Regions from separate parts of the Mus musculus genome. Here all the other regions are linked to region 1. The links are chromatin loops, found by intact Hi-C in ENCODE. Cell type or tissue: heart. All regions are shown on one strand.

Evidence for each region. Peaks named below come from ENCODE experiments on the same cell type or tissue, not always from the same donor. Only the 100,000 strongest peaks of a DNase experiment are listed, where the experiment ranks them.
Region 2: a loop joins it to region 1, with 2.3 times the contacts of the local background. A loop is called at or near these places in 2 of 42 quality-filtered maps.
Region 3: it touches region 1 in a loop (11-fold over the local background); 2 of 42 quality-filtered maps call a loop at or near these places.
Region 4: a loop joins it to region 1, with 2.0 times the contacts of the local background. A loop is called at or near these places in 3 of 42 quality-filtered maps.

The regions. Positions count from the first base shown.
Region 1 is chrX:167,099,803-167,107,802 of GRCm38, forward strand. It overlaps Gm15232 (predicted gene 15232), which reads right to left and starts at 2,304. Exons shown (of 4, transcript NR_168066.1): 1 at 2,212-2,304; 2 at 1,224-1,597. In heart, no CTCF peak of the experiment used is centred here; DNase peaks (open chromatin) are centred at 2,319, 4,559 and 6,309; H3K27ac peaks cover 762 bases.
Region 2 is chrX:167,028,447-167,036,446 of GRCm38, forward strand. It overlaps the pseudogene Gm8814. Among named protein-coding and RNA genes, the nearest start is that of Gm8817, 38 kb to the right of the region's middle. In heart, a CTCF peak has its summit at 3,515 (motif pointing left); a DNase peak (open chromatin) is centred at 4,415.
Region 3 is chrX:167,046,161-167,054,160 of GRCm38, forward strand. No RefSeq gene overlaps it. Among named protein-coding and RNA genes, the nearest start is that of Gm8817, 20 kb to the right of the region's middle. In heart, no CTCF peak of the experiment used is centred here; a DNase peak (open chromatin) is centred at 4,041.
Region 4 is chrX:167,162,524-167,170,523 of GRCm38, forward strand. Gm39549 (a long non-coding RNA gene) reads right to left here and starts at 7,565. Exons shown (of 3, transcript XR_878311.1): 1 at 7,534-7,565; 2 at 6,438-6,532. In heart, no CTCF peak of the experiment used is centred here; a DNase peak (open chromatin) is centred at 4,958; H3K27me3 peaks cover 415 bases.

The DNA of each region.
Region 1 (8,000 bases):
GACCTCGTCACTAAGCAAAGGTTCCTCTTCAAATATTTGCTTTCAGAGATTCTGTCAGTGTCAGCACTGCCCCAGCACCAGGAAAAGAGCAGCTTAAAAGATACAGCCTGGTACAAAGGGATATTAAGCATGTGCTTCTTATGGACATGTGTCTGTTCAGTTCTTTATGTTCCATGTCCTTCCAGCGTTCAAGATTGCTGCTTTGCTCAGCTGTACGTGGCACAGGAAATGCAACTGAGGACTACATTGGTGGCTCTATGGGCAAAGGGCTTGGGAACATGCACTGGGATCCACATAGAAAGCCAGGTTTGGGAGTGCACATCTGTAATCCCAGTGCATCTACATCGTTATAAGAGACAGACACAGGAAAATTCCCTGGGAGCTCACAGGCCAGGTAATCTGGACTAGACAGTGATAAAGAGACGCTGTCTCAAACAAGGAGGAAGACAAGGACTGGCCCTCAAGGTTGTCTCCAACCTCCACGTGAGCACCATGACACATGTGTATGTGCATGCAACACACATAAGTGTTTTTTAAAATGTTAAGAGTAGGGTTGGAAAGATGGCTTAGTGGATAAGAGCACTGACTGCTCTTCCAGAGGTCCTGAGTTCAATTCTCAGCAGCCACATGGTGGCTCGCAACCACCTATAATGAGATGCGGCATCCTCATCTGGTGTGTCTGAAGACAGTGCACTCAAACATATAAAATAAATAAAAATTTTAAAAAAGAACAGATTCCCACAAGTTTTCCTTATTAAAACAATGTTGAGTGCACAATTGGGACTAGGACTGGGGCTCAGTCAATGTAGCATGTACAAAGCCCCGAATTTTACCCCCAGTACTACATAAAACCAAATACAGCAGTACAGACAATTTTTACGTAGTCCCAGCACTTAGTAAGTGGTGGCACAAGCTACAGAAGTTCAAGGTTATCCTCAGCTACTTTAGGGTACATGAGATTCTGCCTCAAAACTAATTAAATCAGTAAATGAGAAAAAGAGAACGACTCCACAGTCTAATAGCAGATGGGTGCGTGTGTGCATGCACATCTGTGCAGTAGTACTCCAGGTCAAATCGGATAGGAGACTCTAGAGCTTTGAACCACATAATAGCAATGCCATATGATTGGCTGGATAGTCAGTCAGTGGGCACTGTTGATGGATAGAGGCAGAGAGGAGTCAGGTGCCACATATTTAGGGCAAAACAAAGGAATTTTCCATTACCTTTCTCTGGACATGTCTGCAGCAAAGTGTTTGCCCTTCAATGGCGACGGATCAATTGGGGCCTCTAGGGTAAATTATCAAGGCAAATTAGCCTCCTGGGGCTGCTGTAACAAATGACCACTGACTAATGATTTCTATGCAATGGAAGATTATTCTTTCCCAGTTCTAGGAACAAGGATTTTGAGATCAATATCTCTGGGACCAAATCACAGTGTGGCTTGGCCCATGTGTAACCAGGAAGCTCTAAGAGAACATCTGTGCCTTGGTTTTTTCCAGATTCTAGGGCCCTCTTTCATTAGCTTGCGGCTGCCTCGAAGTTCCGCTGCTGTACATCGCTGTCTCTGTTACCCATGTTCTCAAGCTCCCTCTTCTTCCTTTATATAAAAAAATGCATTTTATTTATTTGATTATTGGTTGGTTAGGTGGTCTTTTTGAGACCAGATTTCTCTGTGTAGCCCTGGCTGTCCGGGAACTCACTCTATAGACCAGGCTAGCTTTGAACTCAAAGATCTCCCTGCCGGTGTCTGGAGTCTGGGATTAGAGGTGTCTGCTACCACTGCTCAGTTTCTTCCTCCTTCTTATAAGGAGCAACACTAAGTATTTCAGGCCCTCCTAAATATTGCAGGAAAAAAATTGTCTTACGATCTTTAACTTCAGAGCTGGGGTTAGAGCTCATTTGGTAGAGTGCCTCCTAATGCATGCGAAGGCATGGCTTGGAGCCTCAGAATATACTGCATGTGTGTTTAGACATGTTTGTAATCCCAGCATTCAGAAAGTAGAGATAGGAGGATCGATAGTTCAGAGTTATCCTTGGCTACATGACATTCTGTCACAATGGGGGGTTTAATTTCATCACATCTGCAAAGACTCCCCCCCCCAATAAAGAAACATTCACAGAGTGATACCTTAGGATATCATGTTTTGATCTATTACACAAGACCAGCCCCTGCTTTGTTCCTGATGCCTATCGACAGAAGCAAACACTGACCTTTTGCTGTCAGGAAGAAAGATACAGTCGGTTAAAAGCCATATGTGTGGTTCTGTCTGCTCTCTGATCCCCCTTCTAGTTTCATGGGCTGCTGACTTCCTGCTTGCACAATGACTCTTTGAAGAAGCCCCAGACTGAGCTTCCTGTGAGTGGTGGCCACAGTGCATCAAATGAAAAAAAAAAAAAAAGCAGGCTTCTCACTGGGAAGGAGGTGGCAGATTGGGGGCCACATCCTTCTTTGTGCTGGGGGCTATGCTGTTCATTATAGGATATTTAGTGGCATCCTTGGTTTCCACTCAGTCAAACCTAGTATAATCGTTACCTCTCCACCCCAACTGTGGCAACTAAAATTGCCTCCAAACATCCTGTAGAGAGCTAATAATTCACTCATGAACCTCACTGCTTTACTGACTGATGAAGGCCCATTGTAGTTCCTAGGCGCTAGGCTGTTTTGTACTCCTCTTCTTGGGGTTTCTCCACGTATGCAAATAGAAAAGACTATATTTGGGGGTCTCTGATCTGGACACTTTGTTATCCATCCCATTAAGATGGCTTCTAAATTTGAATATCCTAAGTCTGGGAGAATCCTAAGTGAATGGCCTTGCTAGGGGTCCCAAGCTCCTATCGGAAAGACTCTTCCAGATCTGTTCTCTTGAAGTCATTAGGAACTCAACAGGCCTCAGATCTCACACAAAAGGACACCTGTCAGTTTTTTCCCTTGGATCCCCAAGAATTGGTGGAGGTTGGTATTTTTTTAGTTGGGTGCCCAGAAGGTAGAAAACTCAAGGAAATATCTCAGCAGAGTAGACACCTTTCCAATGACATTTTCCAGACATTAAAGAAAATGTCTTTCCTCCCATCAACTGCTCTCTTCATATAACTCATTAAGGGGAGGTTGGAACACATCCTCCTGCCTTGAGTTTTCATCTGCAAAATAGAAGAATAGAGTCTCTTTTCTGGGATTGTGGTGGGAATGAAGTTAGGCAATATAGGATAAACAGTAGTCATTTAAAACTCTAGTGAAGTTCGTCACGTCTGTGGATTCCCTACAAGATTCAATCATCTTCCTCAGGCAACACTTCAAACACAGGCGTGGTGCCTCAGCCCTGTCATCCCAGCCCTGGAGAGGCTGAGTTAGGAGGATAGTCTAGAATCCCCATGCCATCCTGTGCTCCATAGTAAATTCTAAGCTAGTCCAAGCTACAGAATGAAGACCCTGTCTCAAAATGTACAAAGAAGGGTGAGCCTGATGCATTTATTTCCTTGACATCCTGAAAAGTGATCTATAAATCTGATAACACATGTAAAATGCAATAATGAATGCAGCATTATGTATTCTTCAACACCCACAAGTTTCATAGATCTGCTTCTGGTTAGAATGATATAGGAAGGACTAACTTTTGTTTTCTATATTTTTTTTCACTTAAATAGTGTGAAGTCAGGGGCTACAATTGAAGTCTGTTTTTGTTTTCTTAAGCAAATTTTGTACACTGGCTCCCTTCGTTTGAAAGCCACAAGATATGTTCCCAAGCAGCTCCATATGCATAAAGATAAGGCTCCTTTGTAAAAAGGAGGCATTAAAAACCCTTCCGGAAGTCCTGCTTTTCAAGCACTCATACCATAAGTGTAGTTGAATGAAGCAACAATATAGCCAAATATAGACAGTACAAGCCACGAAACCTCTCTCATGATTGGCTCCCACCTTTGCCTCAAAAGAAGAACATTGTGGTTCAAATGCTGCAGTCCCAGGAAGTCTTGAAATCAACTGAAGGGCTTTTCAAATTCATTCTTCATTATTTCAACTGGACCCCAGCCCAGTGTCATTGGTGGCTGGAGTGGCCTGAGTCTCAGGTCTAGGGCTGACATTTTCAACCCTTATTTGACCGGACATAATTAGAGGAGAAGCCATACTCCAGTGTAGCTGACATTTGAGCCTCTGGAGCTTTCAATCCCAGGCACGGATTGGATTTCTGTTTCTTTCTTGCGGAGCTGCCAATTTGTACTGTTGTAAACTGAGCAGCCGGCAACCTCTGAAAAGCCAGCTCCAGCTTGACTGGTTTTCAAAGGCCCATTGAAAGCTCGGAGCTTGTAAAAGGATGTGTTCGATGAAGCTTCAGTTGGCCCCTCTAGGCCTGAGCTGATAAGATGATTTGCAGCTTCAGTTTCCGCCAAGTGTTCTAAAACACCGGTGTTTGTTTCAGGCCCATGTAATCGTTTGCTATCTGTCCCACAGCCATTCTTTCCCCTGTGAACACATCATAAGTCCTTCACACAACCAGTGCACAAGCTCAGTAAGGATGAAGGCTATTAACCCCAGGTTTAGTTCATGAGCAACCCAAAGCCTCATTAGATTGCTGTCAGTGAGAGATCTGTGCACCTAAGCCAAAGCTGTACTTCCCTTTCAACCATTTGTGCATGCCTTTCACGGCCTGGCTTCCAGGGTTTGAATAAACAGGAATTGAGCCCCAACTATCCCTGGGGAAGTGGCTAGCTATTATTATCACCAGTGGAAACACAAACAATAGTTAACACGCTACAAAAAACAGAGCCTGGTTGGCTTCACCTTACGGACCACATGACCTCCAAGTTCAGCTAACACGTTTTTCTTTCTTTCTTCCTTCCTTTCTTCCTTCCTTCCTTTCTTTCTTTCTTTCTTTCTTTCTTTCTTTCTTTCTTTCTTTCTTTCTTTCTTTCTTTCTTTCTCTCTCTCTCTCTCTCTCTCTCTCTCTCTCTCTCTCTCTCTCTTTCTCTCTTTCTCTTTTTCACAGTAACGAAGTACAAGCATGCATGCACCTTCTCACAGAAACTTTACTGGTCCACCTCGTCACAGACTCTGACTTCAATATGTGTGGGTTGGAAGAGCGTAGAGAAATTTTGGACAACGTGCTTTTTCAAACTTCCTTTGAATGACTTCTGGACTGATGTCACTATAAAAATCAGTGGCTCTGCCAAAGGGCTCATTTCTCTCCAGAAAGTACTCTCCATCCATCTCTGACAAGTTTTCCGCTTAGATCTAAAATCCCAGGTATGGAGCGTCTCACCATCATTTAAGAGCACTGCATGGCCACTATCAGCCCTAAATTCCAATGATCCTTTACTAACAAAAATAAAGCGAACTTAATATGGCCACAAATTAGTGTAGCCGATTTTGTTGATCTATCAGACAACACATTAACTTTGAATATTTTCATTCAAAGATGTAGGCTTGGCTGATATTAAGAAATATAGTAAAAAAAAAACCTGCAGTCAGAGATATTCATTAGAGAAAAGTGGTCTGCCTCTTAAATATCCTTCAAAAACAATTTAAACACGTGGATGGCATGCTCATACAGTAAGCATAATTGTTAATAGTCATGTTCCAGAAGAATGAGAATATATGAGTAAAATTTCTCACAACATGAAAAGAAACAGAATGATCTGGGTTTGTCTGGGTTTGTCGAAAAAGAAATGTGTGTGTAAGAAAACATGTAGACAAAGAGACCAAAACCATGTCCCAGCACTTGGGAGGCAGAGGCAGGCGGATCAGAAATTGAAAGTCACCCTCAGCTACATATCACGTTTGAGGTCAGCCTTGTGCACATGGGACTCTGTTTCAAATATAAAAGAGAAAAACTACGTCAGAATAGCAACAACAGTTTCTCATTAGCTGAGGGCAAAGCTTATAAAGATTTAATGCCCCTCCCCAGCTATTGAGCTTTTCTATATTGTCCAAATCCCCTATGTGTAAGTGGTTTTACAATGAAAAAGCCCACTTCGGAAAGTAATACCCCACAGGAGCTTGCTGTTCCTTAATGAATTAATAATATGAAAAGGACAGCATACTAACAGCCCAGAAGACAAGATGGAGATGAGACTATCAGTCTTGCATCCATTTGAACTTTAGTCACTCTTGCTTCAAAAAGAACTTTCATGATTACATATTGCATGCACCCTGCCAAAAGCCACGGCTTTCACATTCAGACTAGGGAATAAACAGCTCCCCCAGGCAGACTGTGATGGAGGCGGCTGCTCTTGCATTCTAATTGAGGGACTATGCGCCCCAATGATTCGATTCTCCTGACAGATTAAGAGAATGAAGAAATCACCAGCTGCCAGAGCACAGAGAAGGAAGGGACCGAGCGAGGGCGGCTGCTGTCTGGCTGAGGCATCCTTCTGTTTTCTTGAGTTAACATAGGGGAAGAGAAAGCCTCCAGCCATTGCACGCAACTTAGAGTGCATGCAAGCAAACGGTGCAGTATTCAAGGGAGGGAGGGGCCTTGTAGGCCCAAAGAAAATGCCTATTTTGGGACGTGTGGTTGTGACCACAGTGTTCTACCTTCAGTAAACTGCTCATATTGTGATTAGAACTTTGACACCAACGGCAACTGGGTGACTAGATGCTAATCCTTTTTTTTTCTTTTTTTAAGAGGTTTGAATGTTTTGAGACATGGCCTCAAATGCGTTTTGTAGATGAGGATGACCTTCAAGCTGGATCCTCCTGTCTCCACCTCCAAGTATGAAGATTACAGCCCTGTACCACCACCAAGCGTCTCCACTATTTGTTCTGAATAGACAGTAGATGAAGCAGGAGCGGGTGAAAGGCTTCTGACCTCATATCCCAACTATCCATGCCAATCTTACCTTTCTGTTGGTCATCTATCTTCCCCTATCTTAGACAATCCATCCTCGTAAGTCCTTCTGTCAAACTGCTTTGCTTTAGTCCACAGAGGTGTCCTGATTTCTCCCAAAGGCTTAGGTGGAGGAGCTAAGCCAGATCTACAGTCTCCCCTCTGTCATCTTGTATCTGCATACTAGTGGAGGTATCTAAAGTATTCATAAATACACTTCCTTTCCTAGCTTGAAAATAGCAGAGACAAAGAAAATTACATGGTACTTTGCCATCTTTATTCTGGTCCACTTGAAACAGGAAGTTCCTAGGGCTTTCTCACAAGCAATTGATAAATAGTACTGTTTTCAGTATAACGTTCAGGTAGACGTGCATTCGGAAACATTCACACAAGATGCACAAGAACATTACCAAGACTCTAGTACTCATCACATGGAACCCCTTAGCATATAAACAAAAGTCATCTGTTTTCTTGTTCATAGTCCCTTTACATGTAACATCCAAAGGTACCACCCAGAGGATGGCAAGCTGGGTCCAGCTGAGGAAAAGCCCGGTGTAGAGCCTTTTCTCAATTGCTCTTAAAGAATCTCTCAGGTGGAGCCATTTTCCCTTGAGCAGGCATCCTCATGGCTCACTTAGGGAAGGGAAGGACATTTTACACTCTCATAGCTGAGAGCAATCTCTTTTGGGAAATGAAGCCCTTTTAGCTGTCTTCTGTTATTTATCTGCTCTCAGTCCCAATCAATGTTATTTAGCACTGTTGAACAAGCATTAAGGGAGAATTTGAGAGGGCTCTAACTTCTAAGATGCTCAGATGCTTACACACCAAGCTTTCAGATCCTAGCAGTCTTGGGTGAAGCATTTCCCTCCAAGACAGATGATGCTCATATTTTAGGATGCACTCGTATGAGCTTTGCAAGCAGGCTACACGTCCATTATGAGCCATTAATGTGGACTGTAATCACATTGTAGGACTTCAGGACGATGCATATTGTGTAAGAGAAGGGGCAGCCTGTGTAAAGGTTTTTATATTACCCCACTGAAGGTTTTTGTTATCTTTCAAAACTTCAGACAAAGAGTAGGCAGAGGAAACAGACCTAGCCCACAAGATCTTAAACGAAAGAGGACTTCTCTTATTCTCCTTCCACTTTCTGATTTCTCACTCTCAAGGGTATTAAGTTTA
Region 2 (8,000 bases), 71 kb before region 1:
GACCCAGTGGCTTGATCCTGCAGTAGTGCCTCAAGCAGACCTCTAGAAGGTTTATCATTTCATTCCATGGAGACTCTTTTGTAACTCTATCAGTTTCCCATTTTCTGCTGCAGTCTTATTAAGCTTCTGTAGCCCATCTGTAATATATATATACATATTCATATATATAAATGAATGATATTCCCTGTGCATTTATTGTTATTCAACAATAAATGGAAATAAGTTGAAAGATACAAATATGCTTGCTAAGTTTCTGTTAGAGAGAGCTCATGACATTTTGTTTGTCTTTTTTTTTTCTGTCTCAGAAAGCTTTATTTTTACTTGGTCCAAGACTTGAGAGAGGCTGCAGAGAGAGCGGTTACCAAGCTCTGCCTAGTGGCTTGAGAGGTTCATTCAGATGGCAGTCCTGAGGCAGGCTGGTGAAGAGAAGAGGGAGCCCCTTGGAAGGCAGAGACCTCCTAGCCGTGCTTGAGAGTGAGGCACTCAAAGAGATACTCTCCCATAGATGCCTGGGGCATGCTAGTCTGTGCTTGCGGTGTCCCTGCCACTCTACGGAGGTTGGTCAGGTGGTTGCCCATCTTCTTGATGAACTTCACCTCCTTATCCAGGAAGTGGATTTCCAAGAAGTCAGAGGATGAGGGTCTGTGCGGGCAGAACCCAGGCCATGCAGATCCAAGAGGGCCTGGTTCAGGTTCTTCTCTAGGGCCAGGGCAGCTTCCATGGCCTCCTGGGGTTTACCCCATTCATCTTGAGATGGCTTCTGCACATCCTGGAAGAGTGCACGATCCCCGAGATCGTTCTGCAACTTGAGACACACGGTGCCCTTGGCCTTTTCCTTGGCCAATTCGCTGAAGAAGTGGCCTACACCCTCCAATCAAAAAAGAAGCCCAGAGAGAGGTAGGTGTAGGAGGCCGGCAGGTGCAAGTTGACCAGGGGGTTCACCGCAGCTTTCACTTTGGTGGAATAGTTCCGACGAATGTGAGAGGTCATGGCTGATCCGGAGTGTGGGACTCACTGCAAAGACAGTGCTGGCTGGTCCTAGGAGCTGAAGGCATTGGGCGAGGAGATGGTCCTGGAGGCTGCGACTGGAGAGACTTGTAAGGCGGCTGGAAGCTAATAAAGTGGGAGTCTCTGGATCTGTTCTGTCCAAACACTTTTGAAGCAAGATACAGATCCACGCACGGGACCTCCAAGGCGCTGCTCTCTGTTTGTCTTTTTTATGGCATTCTTTTTCTCTTGTATTTGTTTCACTTTTTAAAACAAAATGGGTGCATGTTCACAAAAACATGGCTGCCTAAAAATACCAAACCAGAACACCAATTGACATGCTTAGATGCAAGGGGAACTTCACCAGGCCTTACCTTTAAACAAAGAACTAAATACAGCTAGAGAATGAGAAGTAGAGAAATAGTCTTCCCCAGGGAGGAGGCCTCTAATTGGCTATCCAAGCCCAAATGGTCAGTCTGGAAATCTTGTACATGGAAGCAACACTGAGCAGGCATGGGAGGAGTTGGACGAAGAAAGTGGAATAAGGAGATTATATTTTAATTAAAACTGGGTGTCAATGCTTAAAGCTTACTTCTAAGTTAGCGTAGAAAAGATTCGCTTCTCCATGATAATAATAAACAGTTAAGTTCTCTAAGATTTACCATTGCTAACATAGACTGAAAAGTGTAACTGGTCTTTTGCTACTTTGTGGGTTCTTCTTTCTTCCACCCTTCTCCACCCCTTTTCTTCCACAAGGTGTCTCATGTAGCCAAAATTGGCCTCAGACTCCCTAAGGATGACCTTGAACTTCTGATCTTACTGTTTCTTTCTTTCTTTTTTTAAAGGCATTTTTATTAGATATTTTCTTCATTTACACTTCAAATGCTATCCCCAAACCCCCCTATATCCTCCCCGAACCCTGCTCTCCAGCCCACCCACTCCTGATTCCTGGCCCTGCCATTCCTCTGTGCATATGATCTTCACAAGACCAAGGGCCTCTCCTCCCAATGATGGCCAACTAGGCCATCTTCTGCTACATATGCAACTAGAGACACAGTTCTGTGGGGTCCTGGTTAGTTCATATTGTTGATCCTCCTATAGGGTTGCAGAGCCCTTTAGCTCCTTGGGTACTTTCTCTAGCTCCTTCATTAGGGGCCCTGTGTTCCATCCAATAGATGACTGTGAGCATCCACTTCTGTATTTGTCAGGCATTGGCATAGCTTTGCAAGTGGAATTACAGATGTGCACCACCGTGTCTGGCTCATGCAGTGTTGGGGCTCAAACCTGGGGTTTTGTGCATACTAGGCAAGCACTTTACCTACCAAGCTACATCCCAAGCCCTTGTGTTATACGACTTATTTCAGACAAATACTAAGTTTTTCCAAATAAATACTGATATAACCTAGAACTTAAATTAACAGTAAATTTTAGTTAAATATTATAGACTGAACACTCCCAATTATCTCTGATCTACCCTCAAACCTACTAAAAAGATAAAAGATGAAGGCAAAAATATTAGGATCAGGAGAAATAAAACTAGTCAGCACGAAATACCATGATAGGTTTTATTTGTTCCTGTTTATTTCTTTTCTGCTTGAACTTCCTGTGCCTGGGTAATCACTTTGTCCTCTGAGCTTTGTGCTCCTTTGGCCAGTGCATAAGACATGTCTTAGGAGACGTGTCAACATACATCCGTGATTTGATCCTTTACAATGCTTGTGACCTTCCTCAGAATGAAAGTGCCCTAATAACGTCTTTTCTTATGCCAGAATGCCAGAATACAAAGATATATCAAGACAAAACCACAGAAGCCTAGCAGAACCACACTCATGTAACTTAAGCCCAAAATGAATGCTGTTGGGCTTGGGATGTAGCTCAATTGGTAGAGTGCTTGCCTAGCATGCATAAGGCCACGAGTTAAATCTTTGGTACCACATGAACCCGGTATTGTGATGAACACATGCAATCTCAGCTCTGCAGGAGGAGGGACAAATTCAAGGCCTACCTAGATGCCACAGTGAGCTATCCTGGGCAACTTAATGAGACCATATTTCAAATAGAATTTAAAAAGAGGGAGCTGGGGAACATAACTCAGCGAATTCTCCCCTTTAAGACTCAGACATGTCCCCAGATGGTGACTATTTGGGAAGCATTAGGAGAGACGGCCTTGATGCCAGAAGTAAGTCATTATGGGTAGGGCTTTAAGTTTCAAAAGACTCATGCCATTTGGTGTCTATTCTGCTTCCTGATGGGGGTTCTAGATATGAGTTCTCAGCTACCACTCCAGCTGCCTGACACCTGCTGCCTTTCCCTCTGCCACCCTGTACTCTAACCCTCTGGAACTCTGTGCATTGGTGTTTTGTCACAGCAGTCAAAAAGTAAATAAGGGGCTGGAGAGGTGGCTCAGCAGTTAAAAGCACTGGCAGTCCTTGCAGAGGAACTGGGTTTGATTCCCAGCCAGCTCACAGGGATGGGCAACTATCGTTCTAGGGAATTCATTGTCCTCTTCTGGCCTCTGTGAGGACTGCATGTACACGGTGAAGACACACATGCAGCTAAAATACCCAAACACATAAAGATAAATGGTAAAACACAATTTTTAAAAGATAAAGAGAAAACTAGTAAGACAGTGTTCTAAGGGTCCTTGGTCTTCATGCATGGTTCCTTAGACCCTTAAAGCAAGTGCTGCCGACGGGCACAGTGGAGGCTCCAGGATTTCTATGGTCCAATTTCAGGATTCACATGGTCTCACTGCTGCCATCTCCTATTGCTCGAAATGCTTGCACACCACTTACACTAAAGAGGAGGGGGTACAGACATACCATTGCTGTAAAGTATGTTAAAGAATTTGTAGCTGTGCTTTTAAAACATGATTATGAAAGGAGCTACCACACGAAATGAGAGAGAAGAAATCCAGGGATGAGAGTCATATATATGTAATTCTTAGAAGAATAATATTCAGCTTTAATTTTATGATGATTAAAATAGAAAACAAAACTGTTCTTTCCCCTAAAGCCATAAACAGCAGGATCTCTTTCTGTTTGATGCCTGAATCTAGTAGCCTAATGTGTAAACCGAAAGTGTTTTTATTTACTCTGGAATGTCTCCTCCTCTTTCCTTTTGATACAATTCTAATCTCTTGTGGGTGAATAATTGCAGTTCACGTCAGAATAGAGAAGCAAATCTTTCCTAAACCAACTCTCATGACTTTGTTTGGAAGCATGTTTTTAGGCATTCACATAAAAACCACAAAAATGTGTGTGTGTGTGTGTGTGTGTGTGTGTGTGTGTGTGTGTGTGTGTGTGTGTGTTGGGTTTCCTTTCATTATCGGCTGCTGAGAAAGTGGGATAGGTGGAGACTGGAATGCAAACACTGGAAAGTCTCCACAGTCAACTGAAAGGTTGGGAACAAGAGGCAGGCAGAAGCTAAGCACATTTGCAGAGGGCAGACTTCCCCAGCAAGCAGGAAGTAGAAAAGTTCACAAGTTCAGTGAAGAGGACATTCAGAACCAACCTCTTGGGGACACATTATCGCCTCCATTGGACACATATTCTTCTTAATGTATAGCAGCTGCCTTCACAGAGCTCTGGGGGAGTTTCTAACCCTAGTGGAAGGCAGAATTCACAGAGATTGTACCTGCTCTGTGTTTTAGAACTGGAAGGAAAATGGTCTTTCCTGAGTGTTCCCAATGGGGGCAAGGAGTTTGCCTCACTGAGGTTCTCTCTTCACATTGATTTCTCAGTAGGGTCAGTGGCCATTGATGTTTTGTCGCTTGTCCTAAGTAAATGTGAAGTCTGTCATTACAGGGGGCCTCACAGAAGGAAGGTGTTAAGCTGCAGACTTAGGATGAAATCCCAGCCAACAGCTGCAACCAACACTGTAATTTTAGACTGAAGTCCAAGTTCAAGAGATTACCCAGAAACAAAGGAGACTGCTATTCTTCTAGGGACAGAGTAGCCAGCAGCTCCCCCCTCCCGCACCCTCCCCCCAGGATGTTAAAGTTCAACCTTTTCTTGGGAGAGCCATTTTGCTTAAATCTCAAAAGTGGATTTTAAAAAAATTATTACTTTTCATTTATTTACTATGTGTATGCAGGTATGTGCAGTAGGGGCAGATGGGCCGGTAGGGGCAGATGGGCCGGTTAGTTCCCTCCTTTCTACTCTGTGGGTCCGGAGGATAAGATTTAGTTCCTAAGGCCTGTTGGCAAGTATCAGTCTGTTGTGGCAACAAAATATCCAACAAAGCAAGTTAAGGAAGGGTTGAGTTTGACTTCGAGTGTGGGCTATGGTCATCACAGTCAGAAAGGTACTGTGGCAGGAGCAGGAGGCAACTGGGCAGGTTGTGTCCACAATCAGGAAGCTAATGAATGCTGGTGTTCAGCTCCCTTCTTTTAGCTCAGGTTACTCCAGCCCTTAGGATGATGTGGCCCCAAGTTAGGGTGGGTCTTCCCCCTGTCAATTTACCTAGAAAAGCGCACAGACATGTTCAGGGTCTTGTTTCCATGGCAAGTCTGAGTTACATCAAATTAACAATCAAGACTAACCACTACAATTTCCTTCTTAGAGTTATTACTTAAATCCGTAAGATTTAAGAGGTATTTGTTTCTATTTTCTGACATATGTGCTGTTCGGAGACAGGGAATTTTTAACGCTGAAAATAGCAAAGCACTTAATTACAAAGCTTTATCTTCGGTCTTCTGGGCATTTTCATCTCCAAGGGCTATGCATTCCATAGGATATCACATCTAAATCAAGCTCCATTCCCAGACCCACCAATCATCCCAAGCCGCCCTGCTCTTGTTTCTAACCTGTGTGCAAAAGGGGCCTTAGCATCTTACTCTGATGTCTTCCTTAGAAATTTGGAAACAGGGCTGGCTAAATGATATGTGTGTGTGTGTGTGTGTGTGTGTGTGTGTGTGTGTGTGTGTGTGTGTGTAAAGGCACCTAGCATCAAGTCTAATGGCCTGAGTTCAAGCCCTGGGAGAACCAACCCAACCAATTCTCTGACCTCCGCACATGCATGATGGGGTGCACAGACTCACCCAGATTCACATACACACAAGTGAATAAATAGAAACCTTGAGTTAATGTCAGAGACCTTCCTCTTCCCCTTCTCATGGGACTAAGCAACCAGCTGGCATTATTACCTATATTAGCTACCCTTTCTCCATGATCTTCCTTTAGAACCTAGCCTCTATCTCTTACATGTCTGCAATTACCAACTTTCTGATAGACCAGCTCCAAAAATTCTGTGACTGAGGTCTATTCCCCTATGACATTGATTTTATGATTTATCATTGAAGTCATATGCTCTAAGTGCCTAGCCTAGGATTAACACAGTACCTTCTGAATCAGGTTTTGAGTATTTCAATAATAGCACAATAAAGTAATTTAGAGGCCTGTCTATTGGGCCTGAATCCCAGGTCTTGCCCTTGATGCTTGCTGAATGTTGGTGCTACCAATCATATGACCTGTTTGTTCAATAGTTTTCTCATCTGGAGAAACAAGAAGGAAAGGGCTGATGGTAAAGATTAAATAAGATGATAAGTAGAAAATATCTAGAACTGAATCGCCAAGAAATAAACATTTGAAAAGTGCTAGATGGCTTTTATAATCTCATAGGCACTCATATTTATTAATTCACTACTGAGCCAATCCTCTACAGTTGGAGTACCTTCTGTGAGGGATATGTGAAATTGGTGCAGCTTCCAAGAACATGGTGCCTAAGTCAGAAAACTCTGCCCTTAAATAGAATCGGGCAACACTTTCATTCTTATTTGAATAAAATCAGACTTCTGCTATTCATTAACTAACTATGGATTGCCTCTATAATATAGCAGTCCAGGTGCCAAATATTATTCAACTTTCATTTCACAGTAACAGCAAGTACTTAGCAGATAGAAGAGATAAGAACACAGATATGAAGGGTCAAAATATCTAATCCAGCTCTGAAACCAAACAAAATAAACCAAAATATTATAAGCAATAGAAGGTAAACAAAAAGTATGCTTCAGACTTCTGAAGCATTACTAAAGTGCTAATTAAATGTTTAAGGCCTTTAAATGAATTATCCAGAACAAATAAGATAGCAGATATCTCCCTTTCTCCAGCAGCACCATACCTTCCTGCCATCTGAGTCTTAAAACGACCTTGGTCCCATTATCATGAAACCTTCACTCTCTTCTTTTCATGCCTTTACAAATGATGCTCAGTATAGCATATCATTTTTGGAACTAAGATACCTATCATGTATTTTGGCTTTAAGAGTACTAGACAGAAATTTAGTGAATAAAATGATAGATGGAATGATCTTTGTTTCAATACTTGTGAAACAGGGTCATATGTAGCTGCTTTTGAACTCCTTAGTCTCCTGCCTTTATCTTCAAAGTTCTGGGACTGCAGGAGTGTGCAAACAGGCTGGACTGTACAATCTTGCTAACAAAATGATTAATACATTACATGGTGGCAGGTGTTGCTTTGGCCCAATGACACAATGCTATCAACCTCAGCTATGTTGTAAGAAAATAGTTCTCTTAAGATTTCTGTGGAGGCATCTGAAAGACTAGATAATTTTTAATTGGTAAGAAAAGAAGTAATGATAGTTAACATCTTGATGGCTGTGTGTATACTCTATTATATATACCTTTTTTTTTCTTGGGCTGAGTGGGGAATGGCATAACGTTTGGAGTATGTATCAAAGTGTCTTGAATTCTATTCTTAGTTTTGTCTTAAAATGAATGTGCTGTGATGAGCACATTAAAAGCACCTTGGAGTCAACTTCCCAATGAAAAAATGGGAATAGAATTGATGCTTTGGACTGGATGCTTGCTACAGTCATTCTAAATCAGGAATTATATATTACTGTGATGCTTTAGCCCCCATATGGTATGTGGACCAGTATCAGGGTCTTACTTACATTGACTACTGGTCAGTAGTGAATTTGTCAAGAGTAAACAGCTAGAAGAAACCTGAGAACACAGTAATGGGCTGGAGGGGAGGTTGAGAGACAGGGTG
Region 3 (8,000 bases), 54 kb before region 1:
CTCCCATGATCACCGTACCACATACTGTCTGAGACTGTTAACCTTGACCTCCTCTTTGTACGTTCCCTGTGCAACTTGTTAGTGATGCTCTGTGACAATGTATGAGACCTGTTGCTCACACAAAGCCCAACAAGGGCTCAGATAGACAAGGCATGGCATCTTGCCCATCTGTCTGCCTTAGGAAAGAGTGGAGACAGTCATTTGACATTTGTGTAGAGATCACTGTGTAATAGGTATGGTGTCAGACCTGAGCAACTTGCCAGTTTAATTTTTAAAGTGTGTGTGTGTGTGTGTGTGTGTGTGTGTGTGTGTTCGCACATCTTATTTTTTTTTTTTGAGGTGTGTCTCTCACTGAGCCTGCAGTCCTGATTGGCTGCTAAGTAAACCTGTGAGATCAGCTGTCTTGGCTTCTCCCATGACTTTTTAAACGAGTGCTGAGTAGCTGTGAATTATGCTCATGCTGGCTCTTTACTCTTGAATTTAACTCTGCAGGTCTTTATTTTCTTTTTGAGAGAGGGTCACATGTAACCCAGGCTGGTCTGGAACGCACTATGTGGCTCAGTTGGTAGAGCACTTGCCTAGCATCCAAGAAGCCCTGGGATTGATTTCTGCACCACCCAAAACTAGGCATGCTAGTTGGTACAAGCAAGCAAATCCATCACTTGGAAAGTCGAGGAGGAAGATCAGAAGTTCGGGGAGAGTTAATTTTACAAATAGCTTTGAGCTCCATTTTGAGGGAGAAAGATGACTGCAGTCCTTGAGTGGAGTCAGAAACTGCACCATCTGTCAGGCACCATCATCCACAACAGCCTGATACCTGACTTATTCCTGGGAATAGAAAGGGGGCCACTCTCTCAGATCAACATGGTGAATTGAGACTGGAGGGGTATATGGGTGTGTGGAAATCATATCAAAGAAACAAGGCACAAGAATTTATCAAATACTCTAGACCAATAAAATGGTCTAATTCCTCCATATGACAAGGTATACTTGACTTCACTAACTAACCATCTACCTGTTTGCTTGTTTAGATCTATATTCAAAGCTGCCATTTTCTGCCCTCAGACTTCAGTCCAGTCTTTCACCAAGAAGCTGAACTCTGCACTTTCACTCTCAAACCCTAACTTCAGCAACTCCAGCAGCAGCCCTTTCTGGTTGGTCTCCTTAGTTATCTTAAAGGTAAAGGCTCTCAGCGCAGTTACACAAACCTTTGGTACACTGCTGCTGCCTCTTTAACACGTATTCATTGTGTAAATCATATATATGCAGGTAGATGTGTGATGTATGGTATGAGAATCAATAATAGTATAATCTAACGTAAAATTTAAACAAAAAGTCCTGCATTCATTCGCCTTGGCCTGGTTTTCCAGTTAGGTGAGATTATATGACAAATTGCTGACATTGAAACCATTACACCTTGTGATTTTATTGCTTTCCAATAAATTCTGACATGTGGAGAGACACACATTTTGCTCATCTTAGTTAACTTCAATTGTCAACTTGATACAGCCAGGGTCGTACAGCCAGGAGATTTTCAACTGAGCAGTTGCCTAGATTAGCGTGGTGTGTAGGCTTCTCTTCAGGGGATTGTCTTGATCATTAACTGCTATAGAAAGGGCCAGCCCACTGTGGTCAGCGCCATCCCTGGGTCAGTGGTCCTGAGCTGTATAAAAATGTGAACTAAGCCTGATCATGCAAGGAAACCAGTAATCAGTGCTTCACCATGGTTTCAGCATCAAGTTTCTGCTTACATGCTTGCCCTAATTCACCTCAATGATGGACTGTGACCAGGAAATACAAGTAAATTAAATGCTTTCACATACACCCCCTTCCCCACCCCAGTTGCTTTTGGTCAAGATATTTGTCACAATAACAGGCTGAAACTAGAACAATGCTTATCAATGTTTGTGCATAGGGCTATCACAAAGAAACAATGGTTATAATCAAGAAAGACTTCAGCCAACAGGAAAGGGGAGAGGGGTGGGGGTGGGGTAGGGAAAGGCTGGGCATGGTGATGTATACCTGTAATTTCAGCATTCAGAAGGCAGATGGAAGAGGATCTCTTCATGGACTCCAGAATTTCGCGTCAATCTGGTTTACATAGTGAGTTCCAGGCTAGCTAGGGCTGCGTGGTGAGATCTTGTCTCAGGAACACCGCGCCCCCCCCCCCCCCCACACACACACACTCCAAGATCTCTCAAACACTGGACCACCAACCGGACAGCATACACCAGCTGATATGATCCCCAACACATATACAGCAGAGGACTGCCAGGTCTGGGTTCAGAGAAGATGGACCTAACCTTCAAGAGACTGGAGGCCCCAGGGAGTTTAGAGGTCTGGTTGGGTGGGAGGTGGCAGGTGGGGACATCCTTGTGGAGACAGGGGGTTTGGGAAGAGGTACGAGATGTGGAACAGTTCAAAGGATGGGCAGGAGGGGGGGATAAAATCTGAAGTGAAATAAAGAAAGAAAGAAAGAAAGAAAGAAAGAAAGAAAGAAAGAAAGAAGGAGAAGGAGAAGAAGGAGGAGAAGGAGAAGGAGAAGGAGAAGGAGAAGGAGAAGGAGAAGGAGAAGGAGAAGGAGAAGGAGAAGGAGAAGGAGAAGGAGAAGGAGATTGGTCTTGTTAGCACATCCCAGCAATCCAATCTCTCAAAAGGTGAAGGCAGGAGGATCAAGAATTCTAGTCATTCTTGGTTGTACAGCAAGTTTGAAGCCAGCTTCAGATACATGAGACCTGTTTCAATAATTATGAGAACACACACATGCACACACACTGGAGGAGTAGAACTGTAATGTAAACATATAGGAAACTAAGGTAGGGGTGGTAGAGGAAGAGGGAGATATGGATATGGGAGGAGGATAAGCTCAATATATAATATATACTTGCATGAAAATGGCTGAAATGACTATAACTGATATGGTTAGCACAGCTTAAAATTAATTTCATGTGCAAAAAAAAAATCACTTAACTAACTACATGCTTGAAATGGGTGAATTTCGTGGTATGTGAACAACATTTCAATAAATATTTTTCTAACAAAGAGTTGTAAATTTTGGATGGATGTCATTGATTGCACACAAATCAGGCTCAATAAAGCCAATGTACAAAACAAACAAACGAACAAACGAACGAACACCAAAACCACATAAGGGTCCAGTGGTTTGGAGGAGGGACTCCTCTTCTGACAGGAAAGAGAGAAGAGTACAGACACAGATGGCCACAGTCCTATCAGCTATTGAGGAACTGTGCTGTGAGAAGAGAGTGACTAGCCACCCTTGATCCAGATGTTTTTTTCCCTTTTTATAAGCATTAGCATCCCAGCCAGTCATACACTCACTCCCACATCCATGAGCTCACTGACATATCTTCATGCAGCATGTGTGCTCACTAGGCAGAATATGTACCGGGACACACTTTCCCCATCTGTGGCTAAACTCAGTCAGCCTTCAGCCTGTTGGTATTTCTGTCACACAGAACCCAGGTTGCCTTGGCAGACAACTGGCTGAATGTGTGTGTTTTTTTCCTCCTCCCTTTAATCATGGGTAGCTGCATAAACAATAGGAGGGTAGGAATAAAGGCTGAGTCAGAGGGCTTGGGGCTGGGAGGCAGGCTTGAATGATAGAGATCTCTAAGTACCTCCATGGTTATCAGCTCCTTATTTAACCGCTTACCAGAGGCTATTAGACAGTATTTTGCAACAACAAGACAGAACCATAGCAACCAGACTACAAAGAGAAGCCCAGACTTCTGGAAAGGGCTTGGAGTCTCTGAAGAGATGTTAGCATTTTGCAGCTTCCAACTTCTTGTGGTTTTTGTTTCTTTTCAGTAGCCACTGGAGATGCACCATGTTTCCTATTATGCACCCTAAAGTGAGGATTTTCTGCAGCTAAAAATGGGGGGCCCTCAGATTGGAATCCTTTAGCTGAAAGAGGGTTTAAATAGAATTTTTTCACTCACACATTCTTGGGATTGTATGTAGCTCAACAGGCAGAGTATAGGGCCATTGTGAGCAAACACTAGGTTCTAGTCCAAGCGCTTTATAAACAGGGCGAGGCATTGTTTGCCAGTAATTCCAGCACTCAGGAGATGAAGGCAGGAAGATCACAAATTCAAGGCCAGTTTCCATGATATAGCAAGTTCTGTGGCCAGCCGTGCTACAGGAAAACCTTGCTCCAAACAAACAGAAACCGAAACAAAGCTCAAAACAGAACAAAATCTTACTTAAGAATATACTTCTATTCTTACTGGGTAAGGACTGATTTTTTTAAAAAATATTAATGATACTCTCTTCATCTTTCTTAGTTGTCCCTCTAGCTTCAGCTCAGCTTGGTCTCCTCATGTCCACAAGGCCTCCTCCACTATTTACCTGTTTGCTCGGATTGATAGCTGAACCTGAACCCATTATTTCCTGATCCCAGACTCTAGTACAACCTTGAGGGCTTGGACAGGGTGGGGGGGGGTAGGGGGGAGGGAACAGGAAGTTGTTATTAAGTAGAGGAGCCAAAGCCTTGCTCCTGTCTACTTAAACGAAAATACTTTGTTCAAGTCCAGTTGAGGTTACATGGTGAGTTTCAGACCAGCCTGGATTACAAGGTCAGACCCTGCCTCAAAAACAGCACCAAGAACAAAGTGGATGGCCCTCCAAAAGAGTTGAAAGCAGTACTTGTACAGGAATGTTCACAGTTGCAGTGTTCATAATAGGCAAATGGAGGAAGCCTAATGTCCATCAGGACATTCGTACCTAAGCAAAATATGGCACAGCCACACAATGAAAGATTACTGGGTCATAAAAAGCACTGCAACACCAACAAATATTTGAGGTGATGTTTTTCTTTTGTCATTACACATCACACGTGTTTATCAGAATATCACACTGTATCCCAAACATGTACACACTTATCATGTGTCAATTAAAAGCAAAGTACCTGGGGGAGAGATAGTTCAGCTAGAAAACTGCTTGCTTTGCAAGCATGATGACCCAACCAATCTCCAGAACCTATATTAAATAATGAAGAGAAAAAGCCAAGTACAGTGGCATATACTCGTCCAGTGCTGTGTCCCTGAGGCTCATGGGCAGCCAGCCTAGCCTACTTTGGAAGTTCTAGGTTAGTGAAAGACAGTCTCTAACAAAAAGATGCATGGCCCCCAAGGAACTACATTTGAGGTTGTTCTTTGCCTGCTACCACATACATGGGTACATGTGAGTGAACATGTTGACGCACCTCTGTAACTCCAGCACTTAGGAGGTAGAGGTAGGGTGATCAAATATTTAAATTTAAGGTCATTCTTGGATTGAGAGAGGAAGGGGAAGAGACAGAGAGATAGGAAGACACACACAGAAAAAGAGACAGAGATGGAGACAGAGAAGAAAAGAGAAATGTGAGTAAGAACAGGTACAGGTAAGGACAGGAGCAGGAGTGGTAAGTAGGGTCAGTTGGAAAATGATTTCCCCTCCAGCCTCCAGCCCGATGAGGACAAGGATTGACTGCAGAGTGCTTTGTTGCAGGAGCCACTCCTTGAGCCACTCTGAATCCCAAGGAAAAGTTAACAAGTAAGAAAAGGTAGAATTTGGTTAGGAACCTAAAGGCATGATAAAGAACATAGTAAGTATTTACAGGAGTTTAGGAATAGCTTAGTTGCGGAGGCGTCACACATGATACATTATAAAGAAGATGTGAATTTACTCAGAAGTCAGAGGTTTTAGCCCCTGATTAAGTGACTATATGACTGTAAACTTGGTCAGGCCATGTAAGTTTCCCGGTCTTGGTTTGCTCATCTAAGTACATCCCAGAGGGATATGGCATCCCAAATGTTTGTGGAACATTTAATACATAACAATTGATTCCCTTCGGGCAAAAAGAAGGTAACTTTGAGATGAGCCTAGTGTTTCTTAGACTGGTCTCCCCTGAGACTTGTTACTAAACCCTTCGGTTTAACTGTAGATGTTCCCGTACTTCTAGACCAGGACCTATTCTTTCTTTTGCAGTGATAAAGATCATGGCCAAAAGCAAGTCAGGCAGGAAATGCTTTATTTGGCTGACAGTTTTACATCACAGTGCCTGTCAAGGTTAAGTCAGTGCCGGAGCTCCAGGCAGGGACCTGGACATGGGAATGAGAGCAGAGAGCAGAGAGCAGAGAGCAGAGAGCAGAGAGCAGAGAGCAGAGAGCAGAGAGCAGAGAGCAGAGAGCAGAGAGCAGAGAGCAGAGAGCAGAGAGCAGAGAGAGCAGAGAGCAGAGAGCAGAGAGGAGTGCTGCTTACTAGCCTGCTCTCTCCATGATTTGCCCACCCTGCCTGCATTCTCATAACACCCAGAACCACTTGCCCAGGGGTGGCACCTCTCACACCAGCCGCTAATCAAGAAAATACACTGCAGTCTGGCCTCCACACAAGTCTGATGAAGGCATTTTTCTCAATCGAGGTTCCCTCTTCTCAAATGACTAGATTGTATCAAGTTGATAAAAAGCTAACCAGCCCGGGGACAGAGGTTGTGTCCTCGCGGCTGTGTCCTCAATGAGTCAGATTGGGAGAGGAGGACATTAGAATAAGCAAGCAGGAAGCAGCTGTGATATAAACCAACAGGTCATGATGACAGTCACAGGAACCATGACACGACTCCTCTCGGACAATGCCTATTACTTACAGCCCTGATTTAATACTAAAGGGAGCGAAAGGGGACGATCCAGGAGGACGGCAAAGGCAATTTCTTCATAGCCATGCTTTTGAAGGGACTGAGCCTCTCTGGGAACCCCATAGAGAATTCCAGATAGTGTAAATACTCATCTGCTAGAATGTATTTTACTCTTTTCCCCCCTAGAATTAAGTCTAACTAATAAGAACATTTCAAATTAAAATATCATAGCATCCATTCATATGGACTGGAGTTCAGTCATGAAATCCATCCCAGGATGCCTTGTCATGGAGCACCCGAATACCTACATGATAGAGCAGAGGGCAGGACTATTTTGTTCCTATTTTTGTACTATTTATTATTTCCTAGCCCAGCAGGATACAGCACAAGGGCAGTGCTCTGTCGCTGATCTCATTTAGGGTAAATCCTGCCAATTATTCTGATATGTGACTTACTTTAGATTATTTGCTCAAACAAATATCAAGCTTTCATTCAGGTTTTCGAGACAGGAATGTCATCACACAGCCCTGACTGGCCTGATATGCACTATGCTTTCATAGCCTATCAACTTGTGGTGATCCTCCTGCCTCAGCCTCCCAAAGTGCTTGAATTATATATGTGCATTCCTGTGCCTGGTGGTAATGCACATTTTCCATATTTTCCTAAGAGTTTACCTACCTTGGGATAACACCTCCCTGTATCCAACCTTGTGAAGAACTAAATCTCCTTTGATGTTTTCTACACTACTGCTCCTTGGGGAATTCTTCCTGGCAGCTGACACTGGCTTATAAAACCTCAATCAAGAAGAATGCACATTCGTTGAGGTCTAACTGTTAAATGTTCCTTCTCCTCCTAGCAGCACTTGGCAAGATGTTGACTACTGAATGAATTCATAATTGTTTTGTTATTATAAATATATCTGAGATTTATGTTAATACTACAGAAAATATTATAGGCATTGTATAAGAAATGTAAGTTTTAGAAGGAAGGTGTGTATGTTCTAGCTCTCACTTGGGAATCTGGGTGACTCCAGGCTAGTAAGTTAAGCTCTTTCATCCTGGATTTTTTATTTTACTTTTTTGGGTTTTGTTTGTTTGTTTTTGAGAGTCTTAAGTATTGCTTGTCACAAATTTGTTATTTTGTGAAAGATGGCTTTGAACTCTTGATCTTCCTGCAGATACCTACTTCATGAGTAGGGTTGCAGGCCTGTGCCATGGTTGATGTCATGCTGAGGATAGAGCCCAGGGCGTTGAGCAAGCAAGGTAAACATTCTGCCTGCTAAATCCTCACACTACCGACCCTGTGCTAGTTGTTTAGAACAGGTTCTCAGTACATAGCTGTGGCAGGCTGGAACTGACTGTATAGATCA
Region 4 (8,000 bases), 63 kb after region 1:
ATTTTTAATGATGAGTTCCATTCCTAGGAATAACTCTTATAGGATGCCTCACAGAAGCATATTTTATAGAAATACATTCACTGTATCATGATAAATATTTCATCATCCAAAATACTCTTCAGATATATCATCTTAATAGAGACTTCATATCCTATTTTTTTAGTTTCTGATTAATGTTCTTTATTTGGGTATGGTTCATTCCAAACTTTCTGTTACTATGATTGGATACCATGAGAATTCTTGTGAGGAACCCTTGTGCAAAATAGCTTACACAAAGAAAGAAAAATGATGACTTGTTTATCTTCTAGCAGAGAACACACAACATTAGCAGAGAAGAGACATGGCACAATTAGTGAGTTAATTAGAATTCTACTGCTCACCATGTGGTATCTTCAGATAGCAGGGAAAGTAGCCCCTGGGCATTCAAAGCCACTCCTAATGAAAAAGGGAACCATCCAAGGATTGGTTGAGAGTCACTCTAGCTGTTTATCTGTCAGAAGCTGATTCTGTAGTAATTTTTGGAGAAGGGAAAAGGGGTTCTGCTTGCGGTATTTGTCACTCACATCCCAACATGAAGGCTTTAGTGAAGTGAATGAAACAGAAGACAGTATGTCATAGTAAGCCTCTATTTTATGAGACTTAAGCCACTCATTGAGAGAGAAGGATGAAGGATACTAGAAGACACTGGAAATAATCAACATGAATTTTTAGATACATAGACCAGTTAAATGAAAACTTATGAAGTAGATATTCATGCATTGGATGGGTTTGCTCTTGTCTCTTTATGTTTTAAATTTCTCTTCTTCTTCTTCTTCTTCCTCCTCTTCCTCCTCTTCCTCCTCCTCCTCCTTCTTCTTCTCTCAGTGTGGCCCAGAGCTCATGCAGCCCAGGTTACATGCCACTCTATAGCTTAGGGTGCCCTCAAACTCTCAATCTTCTTGCCTCCACCTCTTAAATTCTGGGATTATAGGTGTCTAGCACCATACCTAGCATGCTCGTGCATGTGTTCACGTGTGTGTGTGTGTGTGTGTGTGTGTGTGTGTGTGTGTGTGTGTGATACCAAAATCTATCTCGGTATCAGCTTAGAGGAAAACTAGACAGACTAGTAGAAACAGCTTTTAAACACACAGTAATTCTTTATTTCAGTCATAAAAATAAGAATTTAAACATGATTCGTTTAGCAGAAAGTGTTATGCTGTGCGGGTGGCTCTAAGATAGTGAGTTTCTCCTTCCTTTTCTCTATTTGTTTGGTTGTCATGGGAGTCGGTGTTTATGGGGAAATTCTGAATATATTTCCTACAAGAAGCTGTCTCTATTTCTTAGACCAATGTTCTTCTGAATTAAAAATAGCTAGGATTTACTGAATGGGAATTATATTCAATCCTGAAGATGTTGGAGACTGAAGAATTGTTTCAGGCATCAGAAGGAATATTTTAATTCTATTCAAATAGGGCTTATAATTTCGGAATCTACCTGAAACCTTATAATTTTGGAAAGCATGCAAAGAATGATTTCCTGACACACCCAGTGAGTCTCAGGAGAAATGAAAGTATGTGTGAAAATTGTCATCCCTGGCCAGAGACATACCAGAGTGTCAGGTTTTTTGAGAAAACTAAGCATGCTTTCTGAGTCTAGGCAATGGCAAAGCAAGCAGACCCAAGCCCCTGCAAGAAGGAAGAAAGGCGTATGCATAGCATGTTGGAAATGGAAGGGGCATGCCATCTGGTCCAACCTCCTCTCTGAAGTTATGGGAAGAACCATTACTTCTTTCCTGATGCAGAAATTAGGACCTGACTCAGTGGATAGAATGGTGGAAGATAGGTATTTCTAGAAGGCCTGGCCATGTTTTTTTGTTTTTTTCTGAGAATGTGAAGAACTACAGAATACTATTTCACCATTGCTGGGACTGTGATGAAGACACAACACTACGAATGATCAAACAAGAGGACTGTTGAATTGTACCGTGAGATCACATCTGAGATTAAGCCCCCTGGGTTTAATCTAGACTGTAGAAGACCAAGATGATATGCAACTAAGTGAGGCAATAAGGTGGACTTCCCTTCAAGAAATGGATTTCCTAAGCCTTCGACACGAACTTCATTCAGAAGCAATAAAGACCCAAGTAGACTTGCCACCACATAGCCACTGGCTGGGCCTTGCAAGTCATCTCAACAGGAGAGGATGTTTGCCTTCTTTATCCTTTCCACCTTTAATGCTCAAAGTTGAGCAATTTGGACTCTCCTTACTTCCCTGCAAAAGGAGTTTGGTAGCTGAACATACTGGCACACCATGAAGGAAGAAATACTGTGTGACTTACTGACCTCCAAAGTGTGCTGCAGACTCTGCAACCCACCAAACCTGAGATGAAAGGGAACAAAACAGGTCTGTTCTCTTTTTGCCTTTTTGTACTTCCCTGTACACTGTGTCCCATCAAGAAAAAAAAATCAAAGTAGGCCTGTGCTTTCACTTCCAATGTGTTCAGTGGGCTGGATACTAAGGACACAGCATTGAGATAGAACAGAAGCGTGGGAGACGAGTCCAACCAGGAGTTCTCACAGTGATTGGCCATACTTGAGATTGTTGTGATAGCCACAGTGCATACACCCTTATAGGCTGACTATTGAATCCATGCAAAAGTCTGAATATATTATCAGTAGAGACAGCCTTGCAATTTAAACTTCAGAGATATTCTTGAGATATTAATAAGATTTTTTATGACTGAAATAAAGAATGAGCTTGTGTTAAAAACCTGTTCCTACTAGTCTTTCTAGTTTTCTTCTACACTATTACAGAGATTTTGGTAACACACACACACCCACACATACTGTAATCCCTACCCCAGAATACTTAGGATCTGATAGAAAGAAATGTAACCAAACATCCAAAAGTAAGTGATGGCTGGACAAAGAGTACAGAAGCAGCAAGAACACAGACATTTGCAGCAAGAAAATGGTACCCTAATATTTGACATGATACAATGGTTATTGACCACTGTAGTTATATGATACAAGGGCATGAAAATCTGGGAGTTGAACTATGTTTTCTGTTGTTGCTGTTGTTGTTGTTGTTTTCTTTCTCTTTTGAGAAAGGGTCTCCTGTAGTCTTATCTGGCCTTGATCTTGCAGTATCTCTAAAGATGATCTTGAACTCCTGATCTTTCTGTCTCCCCCACCAGAGTGCTATGATTAGAGATGTGTGTGTGTGTGTGTGCCACCATCTGAGACTCAAGTCTCCACTTTCCAAGTTCAAAGTTGAGTATGTTGGTTAAGCTTTGCTGTGTTTCTGGAGTAGATTTTAAATGAAAATTAAACACAATTGTAGGGAAGGATATAAAAATTCCTGAAGACCAAAGATACTGGCAAAGTAGTCTCTGAAAGGAATCTCATAAAGACGGATGCAGATAAAACTTGGTGGAGACAGAAGGGCCTTGAATGTCAGGTACAAATGATACCGTCATACTTGTGGTTGAGAGGGGTTCCTGGGTTTCTGAGCTTTGCCTTCCATTCTCAGCTGCTTATTTGAGTTCTTACTCCTCTACCATGAATTGGCATGCATTCTATTTAATCAAACATTAATGAAACATTTTATGTCGCCAGGTGCAATTTGCAAGGTTCATTTATTGCCTCCCTTAATTCTTCAAAGAACAATACAAATTATTACTGCTTGCTCCATTTATAACAAGGAAGCAGAAACACAAAGCTATTAATTAACACATTGAAGGTCATACAGTCCAGGACAGGCCAGTGTGAACTTGAACATGGAGCTTGGTAAGAGAGCCTGGCTTGAAAGAATTGGTATCAGCTCAGGACCCCAAGGCCAAGTTCTCAGTACAAAAGAGACTTTTTTTTTTGCTTCAGAGGCACAGAGGAAGGGGATTAGGGACAAAGATAAGAGATAGGGAAAAGGGGATAAGGGACAGGAACAAGGGAGAAGGGCCACCGATAAATTGTAGGGTGACAGACCAAAGGACTGCCTTTGGATAGAGAACAGACAGACCTGGTCCATAGGCAAATGACAGTTTATAAAGCTAAAAGGGGAACCTCCAAGTTAGGATGAGGTGTTTGATTCTAATTGGACATTCTAATTAGGTGAGCCAAAGGGAGCTTTTCATTGCTGGACTTTAATACTTTGGTAGCTGGACCTTGGTAGTCAGCCTCAGGAGGAGGAAGTGGCCAAATAAGGGAATAGGCCTTAGTGGCTAGCTTTGGGAATGTAATCTACTGGTTTTGAGCTTTTTTTTTTATCAAGGCAGAGAGATTGAGGGAGAAGGGTAATGTCTGCCAGAGCCATGTTTGCCATGCTCAGACTGGCTAGAGTCCCTTCACCACGTCTGTTCATTAACCTGAAGGAGTCTTTTGCTGTCAAAGTCTGCATTTTTTTTTTGGAACATTGCTCCAAAGAAGTAGCCTAAAAGTGACTTCTAGTGTACATGTCAGGCCGGCCTCCCACCATCCATTCTCAAAAGGGCACAAGTGGGTTATCAAACCTCCCATCAAACTGAAAACATTCCTTCTCAATTTCCTGGCTGACCTCCTGTGGAAATCTGTCTCAAAACACTTTTCATGGCATTTGTGGCAAAGTTCTTTGACGAGAAAGACATGAACCTCATTCATTTTGGGAAGGGGATACCTTTGGCTTTTCTAGTTGTGGAGCCACCACTAATACAAGTTTGGAGAATTCTAATAGCCAAGGGGAGGTCTAGGATGACTGCTTCACCCTTTGTGCTGTTTTAATCTCCACAAAGGCAAAAAACCTGCATGCAAATAAAGGATGGTGCTCACAGTCAACAATTTTACACTTAAAGATGCCCTTGCAATTAAAAGAGCATGCTTTATCATTGGCTGCAAGAGTTCACGTCCCACACAGACTGCACTACTCAGACAATGTCATTAGCTGTGCAATATGGAGGAATCAAGAGCGGTTTCCTCATTACTGCAGTCCCCTTCCCCCACTGAGCTGTTATGAAACAGCCTTGAACTTCACAACAGGAAGCACAATCCAGGGCTGGTAAATAAAGCCTTCCTTCCCTTTAGTAGGTCTCAGAACTTCCTTCTCCTAGGTTCCAAATCCTTTTACAGATGTTTACTTAAGAATTGGGATTTTTCATTCCTTTTCTTAATGCCATTTGCTTCAAGTTTCATATTCCAAAAATGCTACAACATCCCTGTTATTGTCAGGAAAACCTCAGCATCCCGGGAAATAAGGCCCTTTCCTTCTCTTCTAAATATTTTCAATTGGGCTCTATCAACACCATTTTGCAGTTGGGTTGGAATTTCCCTTTTCATTTAGCCCTGGTGCAACCTGCCTGACACAGAAGCGGCTAGCCTAGTGTTTTGTATATAAATCTCCACAAATATAATGGAAAGTGTAAATTGAGCTCTGTAAACAGCTGCCTGAGATGGGCACACACAAACCAGGCAAAACAAATCAGAGAAACAGGACTCCTCCGTCTATGATTATGCATATCTAAGAAGAGGACCCAAGAGGACTCCTGAAAAGCTGTGGTTTAGAAAGATTTCATCTTATATCCAAGAGCATATCATTGTTTCAGAATTTTCATAAGCAATTGTATTCATTTTTCTATTTCTGCACTAATCACCACATACCAATTGGCTTAAAGCAACTCAGTTTTGTCTTGCTTGTTTCATTTGTTTCAGGAAAGAGAGGGAGAGACAGAGACAGAGAGACAAAGACAGAGAGAGACAAAGAGAGAGACACAGAGAGAGAGAGAGACACACAGAGAGAGAGACAAAGAGAGAGAGAGAGAGGGAAGGAGGGAGAGGGAGAGGGAGAGGGAGAGGGAGAGGGAGAGGGAGAGGGAGAGGGAGAGAGAGAGAGAGAGAGAGAGAGAGAGAGAGAGAGAGAGAGTGTGTTCTGGCTTGTGCTAGGGTGGATGTGTCCGAGGACAGCTTTCAGAGGTACATTCTCTCCTTCCACTAACAGCACTAGGGATCCAGCTCATGCTACCAGGCTTGTTCAACAAACATTTTTTTTTTTAACTACTGATCCATCTTGATGGCTCGTAACATACACTGTCTATCTTGTAATTCTGTAAATCAGAAGCCAGGCAAGAATCTGAGTGGGCTAAAAGCAAACTATCCTAAAGAGTGTATTCCTTCTACAGGCTCATGGTGAGTATCCCCTGCCTTGCTGCATCCAGTTTCAACCTTCGAGTCTTCCACAGCCAGCAAGGTGAGGGTAATCCTTTCTAGTGCTACCAGACTTGTGCATCTCCTTTCCATAGTCACATCTTCTGGATCCACTTTCAAGGACTCTTTCAATGTCATTGGACTCATGCAAATCCCCTTGGATAGCTGTCTTATTCTGAGACTATCTACGTAACACACTGCATTCATCCGTAACTTAAGTTCCAAGGGTTCATCTGAGATGGCTAATCTTCAGTGTCTACTTGATTTGGACACACCTAGAAAACATACCTCTGGGCATCTGTGCGAGGGCATTTTCAGATTTAACTGGAGACAATAACAAGTCTGAATGTTGGCAGCACCATCCCATGGGCTATGGGCCTAGACTGAATAAAAAGGAGAAAGTGAGCTGAACACTAGCATTCATCCATCTTGCTGATTCTTGACCCAATGTGACTAGCTGCCACGTATCTCTGCCACAGCGTCTTCCCTTCCACAAGAGACTGTCTCTCCTAACATGTGAGCCAAAGGAAACTCTTTAGAATTTTTTTAATCACAGCAATGTGAAAAATAACTAATGTAGCATCTAACATCATCAAGGTCATAGGTTCTGGAGTTTTGCACGTGGATATGTCCTAAATCCTGAAGCCAGGGTTCTGTCTACCGCAAGGCAACATTCCATATTTTTTTCCAGTAATGTGAGGTGTGTTCTATTCTTTACTCCCATACTGTAAGAAATTCAAATGCAAAAAAAGCACTCACTTGTGCTACACAAAGCAATAAGAACCATGGTTACTCTTCATCAACTATTGCTGTGACAGGCAATTTATTTTGAATCATTTGCTTTTTAAAGTTGTGCTTCTGTGGGGCAGAAGATAATATTGCCTTCTACAGATGAAAGAAGTTAGAGGCTCAGAAGGCTTGAGGTCCACTCAGCTACTGAATTCAGATTGGCTTCTCCTCAGCCATGAACTATAGAGCGCCTCCCATACCTCTTTACCTCTAAAGTTCAGCCATGGAGACAAGCCTCCCAGAATCTCATTACCTTCTCTTTTCTCATCTAGTGAGCTCTTTAACTGGAATCTGGATTCATTTTAAGCCTTTCTACTGAAGTGCATATTTGAATGTGGAAAGCAGAACTGAAGAACATTCTTGATGAACACTACCTAGAATCCTACAGATCAACATTGGCATTTTTCTCCCATTGACAGTCATCTGCTCTTGGTATACATTGTTTTCAAGGATGCCTTTCTTCCTAGTGTATCCCATGTTCTTTTACTGAGACTGCACTGTGCCTGAGTAGAAGTCAAACTGCCCAACTTCCCCCACAGCTTCTTGCTCAAAACCAGAAAAGAAATAATAAGCAACAAATGAAATTATTTTCTACCTGAGGTCTGCCATAGTACATGGGTTGGTTTGGTTCTTGGTTTTGGAGGTCTTTGTTGTAAAATTGGGTAGTTCTGCTCTCTGCCACAAAGGAAAAGAAATATTGTTTAGGTTCCATCCTAATGATCTCAAATTGAACCCCACAATAATCCCCCAACTAAACTACTAATTGTGTGAACTTTTCCTGGGGACATATACAAACCCCAGCCATGACATAAAGAACCAAGGAACAATTTCAGCCAAGGTTAACTTCGTGAACTGATATGTTTAGTATGGGCACAGGTGAGAGATTACAGATTATTTTCAGGTAAATGTGCAATTTAAAAGGACTTGAGAAGCTATACCACTCAAGAAAATTTCTTTTTTCTCCAGGCAACTTTAACTTCTATATATCTTCAGGGAGTGTGGGGGGGGGACGACTTAGGAGTCCCCTCTTCTCCACAGAAAATCTGTCTAAGTCATCACTTA